2 separate regions of the Homo sapiens genome follow, and region 2 is linked to region 1. The links are chromatin contacts, found by Hi-C or POLR2A ChIA-PET in ENCODE. All regions are on one chromosome and are shown on one strand. Each heading gives the region's core, a stretch centred on a gene start or an enhancer-like site at or near the end of the contact. The rest is flanking DNA. Distances are from core to core; before and after follow the strand shown. Region 1 holds the start of LINC01291 (long intergenic non-protein coding RNA 1291). Region 2 overlaps TACR1 (tachykinin receptor 1).

What was found. A loop is a pair of places that touch in the nucleus more often than their neighbours do. ChIA-PET counts read pairs that join two places held with the same protein, here RNA polymerase II (POLR2A). Pooled maps may share reads with other maps.
Region 2: a loop to region 1 is called in a map of mammary epithelial cell, with 3 times the contacts of the local background. The contact joins the enhancer-like site here to the promoter of LINC01291 in region 1. A Hi-C loop is called at or near these places in 1 of 168 maps with a recorded cell type or tissue (mammary epithelial cell) and 3 of 50 pooled maps. POLR2A ChIA-PET finds 5 or more read pairs at or near these places in 2 of 52 experiments (K562 and activated CD4-positive, alpha-beta T cell).

What each region holds. Positions count from the first base shown.
Region 1 is chr2:74,906,711-74,914,148 of GRCh38, reverse strand. LINC01291 (long intergenic non-protein coding RNA 1291) reads right to left here and starts at 5,188. Exons shown (of 5, transcript NR_189601.1): 1 at 4,976-5,188.
Region 2 is chr2:75,140,497-75,147,891 of GRCh38, reverse strand. All of the region lies in intron 1 of TACR1 (tachykinin receptor 1), which reads left to right. Among named protein-coding and RNA genes, the nearest start is that of TACR1-AS1, 10 kb to the left of the region's middle. Within about 2 kb of position 5,696, at least 3 of the 41 ENCODE cell types and tissues checked have a DNase peak (open chromatin) inside an H3K27ac peak, as active enhancers do.

The sequences.
Region 1 (7,438 bases), core at 3,939-6,438:
CTTGTATAGTGAATCCCCACATACCCATCACACAGGTTCAGCAATTGCTAACTCATGGTCAATCTTGTCTCTTTTCCCTCCGGCCTGAATTATTTTGAAGCCAGTCCTATAGATGTTGCATCATTTCATCTGTATATATTTCAGTTTGCATCTCAAAAAGATAAGGCCTCGTTTCTAAACATAACTATCATACTATTATTATATTCATTTAAAAAATCTTAACATCTCTAATAACCACAGTGTTCAAATTTCTCATTGTCTCATAATTTTTGTAAGTTTGATTCAAAATCCAAATAAAGCCCACCCAGTGTAATGCATGATATATCTTTTACATCTCTTTTAATCTATAAGTTCTCTCTCCATCTCTTTTTTCTTTTCAATGTGCTTGTTGAAACAAGGTCCTAGAGACTTTTCCTTACCTTACTTTTGCTGAATGCACCCCATGCTACAGTCTAACATGTCCCACCCCCTGCTCTAGTATCTGCAAATTGGTGTTTGGATTCTGGAGATGGTGGTATGGTCTCCCATCAAGAGGCACAAATTGTCTGCTTTTCTCTCTTTTTGCCGTATTCTGAGCAGTTTATGTTCACTGCCTGGGCCTATTACCTCATGAAGATTGCCAGATGGTGACATTCAAAACCTATCATTCTTCTTCATTCATTAACTGGGATCCTTCCATGCAAAGAAATGTCCCCTCATCTACTGCTTGGTTACCCTGAGGTAAAGTTTGTACAGGAAAGGCAGTACAAAATGGTTTTTCTTTCCATTTTTAACTAGTTTTTTAAATAATGAATTGATTCCCTGTCATTTTCTAAAAGATACCAATTATGAGACCAATGTTAATATCGCCATAAATTCATGGACCAAACACATTCGATGATGTTTCCATCCACTGTGGTTTTATCCTTTTGATGCTCACATTATCCCATTTTCAGCAAACGGGAGCTCCTCCTAGTTGGCTACTTAGTCCTGTTGACAGAACCCTAATCATCTTTGATAGTTTCCTTGCTATCTGGTACTTCAAGAAGCTCCAGGACATCTGGTCCATTTTCTGCCCCAGACTGTGGATCCGCAAACCTGGCAAATGGCGTTCAAGCCCACGGTCGGGGTGCTAGGGTCACTGTTGCTCCTGGGTTGGCTCAAAATAAGTCTCTTGATTTTCCCCTCAGAACTTGCACCTCCTTCAGTTTTCCCCATGTCTGTCGATGGCAGCTCCATTCTTTCATGGAATGGAGACCAAAAACCTTGGAGTCAGCCTTGAGTCTCTTTCCTTCACACATATATCCATTCTATCAGGAAATCTATTGGTTTCATCTTCAAAACACACCCAGACCCTGACCACTTCTTACGGCTGACGTCGCCACTCCCTGGTCTATCATCTCTCACCTGGCCTTCACAATCGCCTCATGACTGGTTTTTCTGTGTCTCCCTGTTGTCTCCATGGCAGCTAATGTACACTTTTTAAAATTTAACTCAGACCTTGGCACTCTTTTGCTCAAAACCATTTCCAGTGGCTTCTCATTTCACTTAAAAATCCAAAAGTCGGCCAGGTACAGTGGCTCACCCCCATAATCCCAGCACTTTGGGAGGCCAAGACAAGCAGATCACTTGAGCCCAGAAGTTCAAGACAAGCCTAGGCAACATGACAAAACCCCGACTCTACAAAGTACCAAAAGATCAGCTGGGTATGGTTTTGCACGCTTGTAGGCCCAACTACACGGGAGGCTGGGGCAGAAGGATAGCCTCAGCCTGGGAGGTCAAGGCTGTAGTGAGCCATGTTTGTACCACTGCACCACAGCCTAAGCAACAGAGTGAGACACTGTCTTAAAAAAAAATGGTCATTTGCCACGTGCAGTGCCCAGTGCTGCATCCTGGGGTGCTATCTCTCAGCAGGGTCTGGGTCAGCATCTGGTGCGAAGTGGGGTGGATACCTGAGCACAGGGGTCGCAGCTGACTGGCAGTCACTGGGAGCCCTCCAAGAGGCCACTTGGGCTCAGAAATCAGGGGACCACATGGGCTGAAGACTGGAGGCTCTTTCTCAGGTGGTTCTGGCCTTGTCATCCCCCAGGGACTCTTGCTCCATCCTGGAGAATACCTGATTTGGGACATCAGATCCCCCTGGTGAGGGAGGGCTCAGAACTAGATCTAATCTGATTTCAGTAGTATGACATTTCTTGGATCCCAGTGTTTGTGCAGCAATTTCATACTTGCTTCATGCATAATGTGTATAAACTGAATAATAAACATGCACAAACCATTTTCCTGATATTTTCATCCTATGGAGCATAGGAAAATGGCCTTAGGGCAACATCAGGGGCTTAGAAATGTATAGAAAGTTGCCAAAGAAGGGGTCACCTGGTCCTGTTAGAGGTAGAATTCTGCTTGTATAGAAGGCGGAGCTGATTCCCTAGGATGATTCTGGAGCACCAAGGCGAGTATACTCCTGGCACAACTGAGCTATCAGAGAAGAAAAACACAACTGGAGGCTGAGTGCTGCATCCCCTACTCCAGTCCCAGGGTCAGCAGGCAGCTGCAGGTGGTCCTGACATTTCCCACTGCTTATTAAAAAGGAAAACATTTAATAAAACAAAACACACGCTTGTCGCTCAGCAGGTCCAGGCACTGCCAAGGATACTGATTCCCATTTACTTCAACGCTCCGATTGGTGCTTCTTGTCTGCTTTCCCTGGAAATGGGCTTGCAGACTGGAAAACAGAGTACAGTGAGAGAAAAAACCACGCTTATCCCAAAATGAAAGAAGGGGAAAGGCACACCCTCTCCAGATAATACTATGAGAAAGGCTTCACCCCAGCCCCTTCACACGTGAGATTCTGCACTCCCTCCAGGGATAGGTTTGTGGGATTCCCTGCGATGCTGACACCTGAGAGCCTGGACCACATCCCACAGTCCCAGGATTTTCAGGTATTCATGCCAGCAGCAGATGGAGCTTATAAATAACAATACAAATGTTCAAGTTGAGTGGGAGCTTAAATATCCTCATTTCTTTATTATTTTATTTATTTATTTATTTATTTTTTTGAGATGGAGTCTCACTCAGTCACCCAGGCTGGAGTGCAGTGGCACGATCTCAGCCCACCACAACCTCCATCTCCTGGGTTTAACCAATTCTCCTGCCTCAGCCTCCCGAGTAGCTGGGACTACAGACGCATGCCACCATGCCCAGCAATTTTTTGTATTTTTATTAGAGACAGGGTTTCACCATATTGGCCAGGCTGGTCTAGAACTCCTGGCCTCAGGTGACCCACCCACCTCAGCCTCCCAAAGTGCTGGGATTACAGGTGTGAGCCACTGCACCCAGCCAAATATCCTCATTTCATAGAACAGGATGGCAGGCCCAGAAGGTCAGGTGAACAACCCAGATGATGGGCAATGGCAAATGTTCCCTCTTGTCCACACCAGTGCTCTTACCCACCCAGGGCAGTGGGAGGCCTATGAGATCTCTGACATTGTTTTCAAACATGTTTGGAATCACAGGCAAGTAAAGACTACTGCTGTCCAAGAAGAAAATAAAGATCACCTGTAATTTTCCCATCCCAGAAATAACTTCTGTGAATGCTGTGGAATATATCTGCCTCTGTGCTTGCCTCTCCCCCTCCCTTCTAATTCTATGCTCAACACTAGAGAAAACAGTTTTCAAGCACATATATAAGGGTTATGACATTGTCCGTATACCAGGCCTCAAAGGATTACTTGATAAATTCCAAAGAATCAATGTCATACAGATCATGTTCTCAGACCAGAATGCCAAAAAATTAGAAATGAATAACAGAGGGATAGTTTATACAAACATATTACTGGAAACTAAATAATATATTTTAAAAGGTAAAAAAAAAAAAAAAGTATAGCAAATTGCTAGTTGCTTAGAGTATCAATGAAATGGCAATGTATCAAAATGTGTAGGACTTACAGCAGTAGATAGAAATTATAACTTCAAACACAAGTAAAACTGTAAATTCAAGAAGTTGGAATAAGATCAACAGAGCCAAGAAACAAGAAGGAAAAATAAGTAAAGAAAGGCAAAAATCAATAAAATGGAGAAGGAAAAAACAGAAAGAAATGACCAAATCAAAAGCTAATTATTTGAAAAGATTAGTGAAATAAAATTCTGGCAAGACTGATCGAGAAAAAGAGTGAGAAAGGCCAGGAACGGTGGCTCACGCCTGTAATCCCAGCACTTTGGGAGGCTGAGGCGGGCGGATCACAAGGTCGGGAGTTCAAGACCAGCCTGGCCAATATGGTGAAACCCCATTTCTACTAAAAATACAAAAATTAGCTGGGCGTGGTTGTGCGCACCTGTAATCCCAGCTACTCAGGAGGCTGAGCCAGGAGAATCGCTTGAACCTGGGAGGCGGAGGTTGCAGTGAGCCGAGATCACACTATTGCACTCCAGCCTGGAGCAATAGAGTGAGACTCCGTCTCAAAAAAAAAAAAAAGAAAAAAGAAAAAAAGAAAAAGAGTGAGAAAATGAAATTGCAATAGATAAAACCTACAATGAAAAAGGGGGAAAAACAATTACAGGCACAACAAAGATGAAAGAATAATGTAATTGCAGTAACCCTTCTGAAGTAACGTTGTCAAAATATCAAACCTAAACCTGATCATGGATTTGAGATGGGATAGTTCCTTTGACCCCCTTCATGGGCAGGAACTGGAGTGGCTCGTTTCACTCAGCCCGTCACTGGCCACTCCTCGCATGGGGGAGCGTAAGAGCAAGCGGGTGCAGGAACCCAAGCAAACGAACCCCAGAACCCGCCGGTCGCTCCTCTCTGGAGGGAGCAGGCTCTATGCATGCTACACAGCAGTGTCCATGCATGTTTCAACCAGCGCTCTTTCAGCTCTGCCGTCCAGGTACGGCCAAGTGCCAACCAGCTCAGTGGAGAGTCAGGGTGGTAGCCCCTGCCCTCTTGGCACCTGAGTTCTCGTTTGGCGTCCAGGAAGAATCAGCTCACACGAACCGTTTGAAAGGTGATGAATGCGGAAGACTTCATTGAGCGGTGGGTGGCTCTCAGCGGAAAGGGAGGCTGGAAAGCAGATGGGAACGTGAGCTTTCTCTGAAGCCCGGCAGTCTCCGGCCAGGTCCCTCTCTGAAGCCGCACCGTCTGAAGTTAGCCGCATCTATCCATTGTCTCTGACACTCAGCTGCGTGTATCCTCGCCGCTCAGCCGCTTCTATTGCGCTGCCAGCTGAAGTCTTTTATGGGCACAGGATAGGGGCGGGGCAGGCCAAAAAGGCAACATTTGCTTGGAAAACCAGGATCACCTGTTTTCACTTAGGGCGGTGGTTCCTGGCTTAGGGGTGGGGTTTAGCTGGGAGCCCAGCCCTTCTGTATCAGATTGAGATTTAACTACCAATTTACAGGAATACAGAGGACAAGGGAACGTGTCAAACTAGAGATGCAATCATAGGAAACTCTGGGAGGAAAACAGAAAGCTGAAAAGAAACAGAGGTTATGAGAAATTAAAAGGCAGGTCTGCCAAGTGCAATGTGTAAACTTTGGATTCTGATTCAAATGACAAAGTTATCTCCCCCGCCAAAAAAAAAAAAAAAGACATTTGTGAGAAAATTGGAAGTTTAAACACTAATGGGGAGTTTCTTGATGTTGATAAATTATTATCTGGGGAGGAGGTAATGACACTGTGAACAGGTTGAAAAAGAGTCTTTGTCTTTTGAAGATTTTTACCGGAGCATTTGCAGGTGTCATTATACAATGTCAGAGATTTACTTCAAAGAATTGTGAGGGGATGTGGGCGGGGCTCTAGATGAAACAACATTGGCCATGAATTGATAACTGCTGAAGCACCAGAGGTTTATCAATCCACTTTTGAATGTATTCGAAATTTTCTAAAAAAAAAAAAAGTTTTTAGAGTATTATGAACAACTGTATCCAAATAATGTGAAACTTTAGATATTATAGACAACTTTGTGGGGAAATACTAAATGCCAAGATATAGTATACTTGAATAGACTAACAAGCATTAAAGAAATTGAAACGCTAATCATAGCTCCTCTCCCTAAAGCCCAGATAGCTTTACAAATATGCTCTACCTGTCTTCAAGAGACAGATTTTTTTATCTCACAAATTGTTGCAGCAAGTGAAAAAGAGAAAATTGTCCAGCCTTTTTTATGAAGCTAATGTAATCTTGATTCAAAACTAGATTGGGCCAATACAAAAAAAAAAAAAAATTACATGCTCATTGTATTTCTGAATAAGTGATATGGTTTGGCTGTGTCCCCACCCAAATCTCAAATTGAATTGTATCTCCCAGAATTCCCACGTGTTGTGGGAGGGACCCAGGGAGAGGCAATTAAATCATGGGGGTTGGTCTTTCCTGTGCTATTCTCATGATAGTGAATAAGTCTCACGAGATCTGATGGGCTTATCAGAGGTTTCTGCTTTTGCTTCTTCCTCTTTTTTTTTTTTTTTTTTTTTAGACAGAGTCTTGCTTTGTCACCCAGGCTGGAGTGCAGTCGCTCAATCTTGGCTCACTGCAACCTCCGCCTCCCAGGTTCAAGCAATTCTCCTGCCTCAGCCTCCTGAGTAACTAGGATTACAAGCACCCGCCATCACATCTGGCTAATTTTTGTATTTTTAGTAGAGACAATTTCACCATGTTGGCCAGGCTGGTCTTGAACTCCTGACCTCATGATCTACTCGTCTTGGCCTCCCAAAGTGTTGGGATTACAGGCGTGAGCCACCATGCCCAGCCACTTTTTCCTCATTTTTTCTTGCCATGTAAGAAGTGCCTTTTGCCTCCTGCCATGATTCTGAGGCCTCCCCAGCCATGTGAAACTGTAAGTCTAACTAAACCTCTTTTTCTTCCCAGTGGGTAAGAAATACCAGGAGTGGGGTATTGCTGAAAAGATACCTGAAAATGTGGAAGTGACTTTGGAACCGGGTAACAGGCAGAGATTGGAACAGTTTGAAGGGCTCAGAAGAAGACAAGGAAAAGTGGAAAAGTTTGGAACTTCCTAGAGACGTGTTGAATGGCTTTGCCCAAAATGCTGATAGCAATATGGACAGTAAGGTGCAAGCTGAGGTGGTCTCAGATGGAGATGAGGAACTTGTTGGGAACTGGAGTAAAGGTGACTCTTGTTATGTTTTAGCAAAGAGAATGGTGGCATTTTGCCCCTGCCCTAGAGATTTGTGAAACTTTGAACTTGAGAAAGATGTTTTAGGGTACCTGGCAGGAGAAATTTCTAAGCAGAATTCTAGATGTGACTTGGGTACTGTTAAAGGCATTCAGTTTTGTAAGGGAAACAGCATAAGAGTTTGGAAAATTTGCAACCGGACTATGCGATAGAAAAGAAAAACCCATTTTTTCTGGGGAGAAATTCAAACCAGCTGTAGAAATTTGCATAAGTAGCAGGGAACCTAATGTTAATCCCCAAGAACATGGAGAGAAATGTCTCCAGGCCAT
Region 2 (7,395 bases), core at 4,447-6,946, 230 kb before region 1:
ATGCCTGTACTCCCAGCTACTCCTGAGGCTGAGGCAGGAGAATCGCTTGAACCTGGGGAGGCAGAGGTTGCAGTGAGCCAAGATTGCACCACTGCACTCCAGCCTGGCCTACAGAGGGAGACTCTGTATCAGAAAAAAAAAAAAAGGAATGAGATCATGTCCTTTGCAGGGACTTGGATGAAGCTGAAAGCCATCATCCTCAACAAACTAACACAGGAACAGAAAACCAAACACCGCATTTTCTCACTCATAAGTTGGAGTTGAACAATGAAAACACATGGACACAGGGAGGGGAACAACACATGCTGGGGCCTGTGGAGCAGGAGGGGAGCAAGAGCATTAAAACGAATAGCTGATACATGCGGGTCTTAAAACCTAGATGGCAGGTTGATAGGTGCAGCAAACCACCATGGCACGCATATATGAACCTGCACATTCTGCACGTGTATCCCAGAACTTAAAGTAAAATAAAAATTTTTAAAAATACACTTTATAGGGATGGATAAAGGATGAAAGGAATGTGGGGATAAACCCATTATGTTATGACCACTTGGTAGTTGTCACTGGAATGTTCCCACTGAGGTTCTGGGGAAATATCAGCCCTATGGCCACACAATAGGAGTAAAGGAAAATTGAAATGTTAGCTGGTTTTGGCCATGTGCCAAGCATCTCAGGGTTCTCTTTGGTGGGGGCATTTTCCAGCTAAATTCTGGGAAGGAACATGGTGTTTATTTAAGTGCTGGCATCTGCTTAGACAAACAGGAAAATATTCTGCCACCTAACTTGACTGGAACAGGAATCCTACTCACCGTCTGATGGCTGAAACAATGCACAGTATTGCAAAACATTTCAGATCAGTTGACTTCCCCCAGCAGCTTAGTTTGCATCAGTGTAAATGCACACAGCAGATTGTGTTTCTGTGTTAAAAGGGTTACAGAACCCATCCTGGAATGAAACACTGGGACCACAGAAGAAGTGATGGGGAAATTGTTCAAGGCCATTATTTCAGTGCCATCATCATTAGCACATTTCATGTTAAAATATTGCCTGGAAGATCACCAGAACCAAAAATAATGCCATCTGTTTGTATAGTGGTTTATAGTTTAAAAAGCATTTTACAGTCATTATCACACTTTTTTACTGCAACTGCAACTCTATTTTATAGATGAGGAAATTGAGACTCATTAGGGTTTGGTGACTTCACTCAGTAACTAGTAGATTCCACATGTGCTGGCTCCTCTATGGTTATTAGCATCACAAGTAACGCAATAATCCTCATCTCCACTTTGGTACCCCCACAGCTGCAATGAATTAAAGCTATTCTTGCCATTGTGACCAGTAATCTCCTAGAAGCCAAATACAGCGGACTCTTCTTCATCCTTATCTTGCCTGATTCCTCTGTAACAAATGACCACATGGGCTACTCCCTACCTTTTGAGGCTGTCTTCTTTGGTTTCTAAGATGCTGCTGGCCGGGCATGGTGACTCATTCCTGTAATTCCAGCACTTTGGGGGGCCAAGGCTGGCAGATCGCCTGAGGTCAGGAGTTCGAGACCAGCCTGGTCAACATGGTGAAACACTGTGTATACTAAAAATACAAAAATTAGCCAGGCATAGTGGCACATGCCTGTAATCCCAGCTACTCAAGAGGCTGAGATGGGAGAATTGCTTGAACCTGGGACGTGGAGGTTGCAGTGAGCCAAGATTTCGCCACTGCACTCCAGACTGGGCGACAGAGAGAGACACCATCTGAAAAAATAGAAAAAAAATTTTAAAAAGGTTCTTCTCTCTCCTGGTTTTATGCCTTCCTCCTATGTCTTATACCACCCCTCCTTTACTGCCCGCTCTGTCCTGGCATTCCTTGTGAATGTTAATATTCTCTAGGATTTGATCTTTGGCCACTTTCTCTTTGCATTCCCCACAGTGTTCTGGGAGATCTTATGGCTCCAACCACTCTACAATAGTAACTCCCACATCTCTGTCGCTGGATCTGTAATTCAAATCTCCCTACGGAATTCAAAATATATATCCCATCTACTTTCTGCACCTCTCCACCTGGATCTGCAATAAGAACCTCAAGTTCCACACACCTAAAAGTGACTGTACTAGAGTATTCCAACAGTGCAGTATTAGGTCTGCCCATTCAGCAGCATGTAATGCTTCTTTGCTTACTCAAATTTCTATTTCTTTTAGTAAAGGAATATTTGACAGTTTCATTCATATAAGTCCCACATATTTCAGTACGTGTTTATGTCTAGATATTATATACTCTCATGACCATTGTGAACTTATTTCCATTATATTATGTAAATGGCTATGCTGTTATATAGAAAAGTTATTGATCTTTAACACATTTGTTTTGAAACCAGCAGCATTCTGAAATTGAATTTGTCTTGTTTTTCAGTTGATTTTCTTTGGTTTTTTAGATAAGCTATCATCTACAATAATTATAGTTATCTCCTACTTTACACTATTTATATCTTATTCCTTTTTCTTGTCTTAGTTGCATTGACTCGCATTCCTAGAACAATGTTACTACTAATAATAATGGTCATTACCATAGTTTCTGACTCACAGACAGACCACTTCTATTTTTCATCATTGCATTTAAGATATTTTCACCATTAAATAAAATATATACACTTTATTTAATTAAAGACATATTATTCTATTTCTATCTTATATTAGAAGTGATGATACATTTTTATTAAATGTCTTTTAGTCATCCAAAGAAATGATTATAAATTTTTTCTCTTTTGATCTAATCATACAATAAATGATATTAACAGTGAATCATCTTTATGGTAATGCTTTTTCTAGAAAGGATCCATTTAACTTAAAATCTTATTCCGCTCAGGCTGTGTTAATACATTCCAAATGTATTGATTATTGTATTTCTTTCTAAAATTCCTACTATACTCTATTTTATCTCCTAAACCTACCCCTCATATCTCTTATATTTTACATATTATATTCATCTCTATCTTTTGCTTCTTGGTTTTTGGGGAACTCCTCAAAGTGGACTTTCAAATCATCAGTGTCATTTTCTGTGCTATCCAATCTGTTATTCATTGCTACCACTTCCAGTTAAAAATTTGAAATTTAAAATTTGAATTCACAAATTTATAAGATAAATTCACATTTAATTTTTTAAATGTTTAACAGTAATATTTCTGATATCAGTTTGTTAGTTGTGGATAGAATGAGTGCTTGAATCTCAAGTCTCATTGATAATATGAATCAGTTTTCTTTTTGGTTATGTCTCACTTTTTGGAATAAGCTTCTTTTAGTGGAAAATATTTGCTTTGATTCTTCGGATGAGTTTCTTCAAACTGCTAAATCATTTCATAGACCCAGTGATTTTTCTGTTTATCCATCTTTCCTGAGAAAGCACTGTATGTCCATGGTTCCAAGTTAGGATCATTTCTCTATGAGGCTGTGGGGATGCTTATTCAAATCTTATATCCAAGAAAAAGAAAAAGATAAATTTGCAGCTTCAGTTTGTGGCAACATAGTTGGCTGTGAGGAGCAGGAAGAGGCCACAGTGAAAGGCATCTGCACCAAAGAGAACTCATGTTGTGCTGAAGGATTCCTTCCAGTCTATCGTGAAGTCCACTTTATCTCAGAAGCCCACAGGCTGTGCCCACGCTTTAATTATCACACCTCTCCAGTCCAGGGAGCTCCATCGATCAGCTCCCACTGAACTTCTGTATACTTATGTAAGACCACACTTATTGTCCCAGTAGTGGCCCCATGGAGTCTGGACCCTACGGCTGAAAGTTAGGAACATTTGTGCCAAGTTAAAGTTCCCCATGATCGTGGAAACTAGGAAAATAATTACCAAGGAAAACAGTCCTGTGGCAGGGAGCTTCACTGCTAAGCAGGTGAGGAATTGATCCTCCTCCTTTGTTCTATGTACCAGCATTAGAATATTCCCTCTACACGCTTGGAAGTTAGGGAGGTTACACTATGTACCCCGTTCACCCACTGCCTGAATCAACTTTTCCTTCATATGCACAGAATTGGGGGCAGTGGGCTCATCAGTCAATCCAGGCCACTAGCACCACATTTCACAATATATCAGGCAATACAATGCTGTGAGTAAGCGTCCAGTCTCCAGAGCCAGTCTCCTTGGGTCCAAATACTATTAGGTTGGTGCAAAAGTAATTGCGGTTTTTGCCAATTTGCTTTTATTTTGCACCAACCTAATATCACTAGTCATGAGACCGTTGGAGTTAGTAATCTTCCCTGTGCCATAGTTTCTTCATCTGTAACAGGAGGACAATAATAGCTCATCAGTGCAGCTTAGTGACAGCACCTCCTTTATGGAATACCATGAAAACTCAATTAGCTAATAGATGCTGAACATTTCAGACAATGCCTACACACAGTAATGCTCGATCAGTGTTAACCAATGCAAAATAGTGCCAATACTTCTGGTTCGAAGAAGGCATCCTTCCCTGATGTTTTCTTTTTTTATAAATTTCTTTGGACATTTCAATGGAAGGAAGACAAGAGCTAAAGCTGGAAGAGTCATATTTCCATCTTGTTCCAGAAGTTCTAAAGTAATGTTTTTGAAAAGAAAACATGGTCAAAAATGTTTTGAAATGAAAATATGTCAAGAAAAAGTAAAATTCAAACTTGTTAGCAGTATCAGCAAGGCCAATCAGGATCCAGCCTGCTTTCTACCTTTTCTCTAACCCTGTCCTCGCTTGCACCTCAGACTATAGCCCAACCAAACCTCCTGGGTTCATTGTGGCAGCTCACACCACAGGGCCTCTGCTCAGGTGAGGCCTTCCTCCCTCCCTTGTTAGCACCCCATGCACCTAACTTGCTTGTCTGTAATTCTGAGGGCTCACTTCAGATATTACCCCCTCTACAAAGCCCAGAATCACATCAGCTGACCCCTCCTTGGCATCCACCCTGCACCCAGAGCAAAGTTCTCTATACTGTGTCTGTGAGACCTTACTCCACAACTATCATGATTGTTTCAATCAATGAGGGAGCTTATTAAAAGTATAGATAATGGCTCTGGAAGATTCCAATTCATTAGGCCATGGGTAGAGCCCAGGAATCCATATATTTATAAAACAACTGGGATGATTTTGAGAATCAGCCGAATTTGAGTTAATAACACACACCCTCTGATTTGATTGCCCTCTCCTCTGGTAACCTTCCCTCCCAGCTGGTTAACCTGACCTCTCCTCTGGTAACCTGCACTCCCCTCTGGTTAGCACATCCTACTCTCTAACAGCCTGTAAATTCCTTATTTGTCTTATCTGTCTTATGTCTCCAGCACCTTGCACAGTTCCTGGCACTCAAAAATGTGTTCATAAACGCATGAATAACTGAATGACCTCTTCCCTCCAGTGGATTAGGTATTTCTATCGTTATTATTCATTGCTTTTACCCACCACATTTGATTTTCAGAGACTTAACTGAAGAGCTTATAAGAGAGACAGGAATAATTGTTTCTGGTTTGGCAACATACACTAGACTTGTTTGCCAAACTTACTGCGAACCTTCTGCCTTCTTGAGAAAGGAGGCCCAGGGGATAAGAGAGGCTATTGTGAAACAACCTTCTCCTGAGACCTAAATATTTGGCAACTTTAATCCTGGCATGAGAATTGGCACAAGGAATGAGAAAATGGAACACTCAGAAAGTGTGAGCCGACACCTTAAATGGACTTAGTGGCGAGCTAGCCAGAAGGTGGAAGCAGAGGCTGGAGGCTCTAGGATTGAGCTTCATCTCCTCTCCACTCACTGCCTCCCCTCCAGTTGGTTTACTTTAGGCAAGGCATTAACTACCCTGAACTCTGTGTCCTCCTCCATAAAAGAGGGCTGAAAGCAGATTGTCACAGAATCATTTGAAATAGTATACATGAAAGATCAAGTAGAGTGCAATAAATGTTTCCTTTCTCCTTTCTGTCACATCTCAAGCTGTGGCCTAGAAAACTGTAGAACAGTTGAGAGAAGCCAGCTAGAGCCCTGGGGTTGGACTCTCACAGTAGGGCAGATGTGGGGTATGAAGCTTCAGGAAACCAGAGAGAGTCTACTAAAGCCCAGTCCCAGGTATGAAAAACAGAGCAATGAAATTTGACCCTCTTGGAATATCCAAGAATCCTCATGGGATTTCTGTAACACATTTTGAGCACATATAAGTCCTTTTTGGGGAAAGAGCCATGCCTCATTCATCTGCGTATTTATTCCTAGTACCCAATGGAGTGCCTGATATAGGACCAAGAAATATTTGTAAATTGAATAGTGGGTGGACAAAGGCATAGCTTGGTACCTTCTCTCACTAGTTTCCTAGTTCTTTCCTAGTACCATCCTCCAAACAAAGCTTTGAGTTTTTTTTTTTTTCCTTGCCTCCATGCCTGGATGTGGTTAAGCCAACCAGACAGAGCTGTAATTCCTATGCTCCTAAGCTTCAAGGCTTCCAGAGTCTACATAGCTTCCCTCTGCATGGCAGCTTTGAGCTTTCTGCTGTTAAATAAAGTTGTAAGTGTTGTAAAGCGGTTTCATTAGGGAGGGTTTTATCTTGGAGAGGCAACAAGTTCTGTTCAATGGAATAGGGAAAAGTTAACATTTAAAACTCCAGCTATTTTCTGAGGATGGTGGGTCCTGTTATGAGTTGGCTTTGTTCTGCTGAGACCATATAAATGTGGATTTGCAAACTGGAGGAGCTAGAAGATCCCAAATACTAAAGGAAGAATGGCTTCTAGCTTCTGAGGTAATACTAGAGGGAGATAAGAGAGGAAGAGAGAGAGCTGAAAAGATTATATGTGTTGCCCAATGAGACCTTCCTGAGGTCTCTAAATACCCAGTTCTTAAGAGACTCACCAGCTTTTATGGAAGTTTATAAAAGAGAGAGTTTTGTAACCATGTTAATGAGAAGGAAAAAAGACATAGTCTCCAGTATTTTGAACTAGTCACAATGGGACCCATCAAAAGAAAAACAATAAGAATTCTCACGTATCATGGATAGGGCTTTGGGCTTCATCAAGACTGTTAAACTGGGAGTTTGAGTCAGATTTATTCAGACCATTGGAGGGGCCAGAAAGAGACATCTCAAGTGATACCTGAGTCTTCTGAACTTGATATTATTCTAGACACCACAAGGAATGCATAATTCACACACAACCTGGTCCTTTTCCTCAAGGAGCTTACAATCTCATTGTGCAGACAAGATATAAAGCCACTGGGCAGCATGCCCTCAGGATGCATTTTAATTTCAACAGATAATGATGATGGAGAAGATTAGAGAAAGGCCTCAAGGAGGGCTTCTTAAGGGGCCACCCTGAGTTGAGTCTTCAGAGGGAGATGACAGTATTTGGTTTGGCAGAATCCCAGGAACAGCCTTTTCAAGAACTCCCTGACAGCACCTCTTGAAACA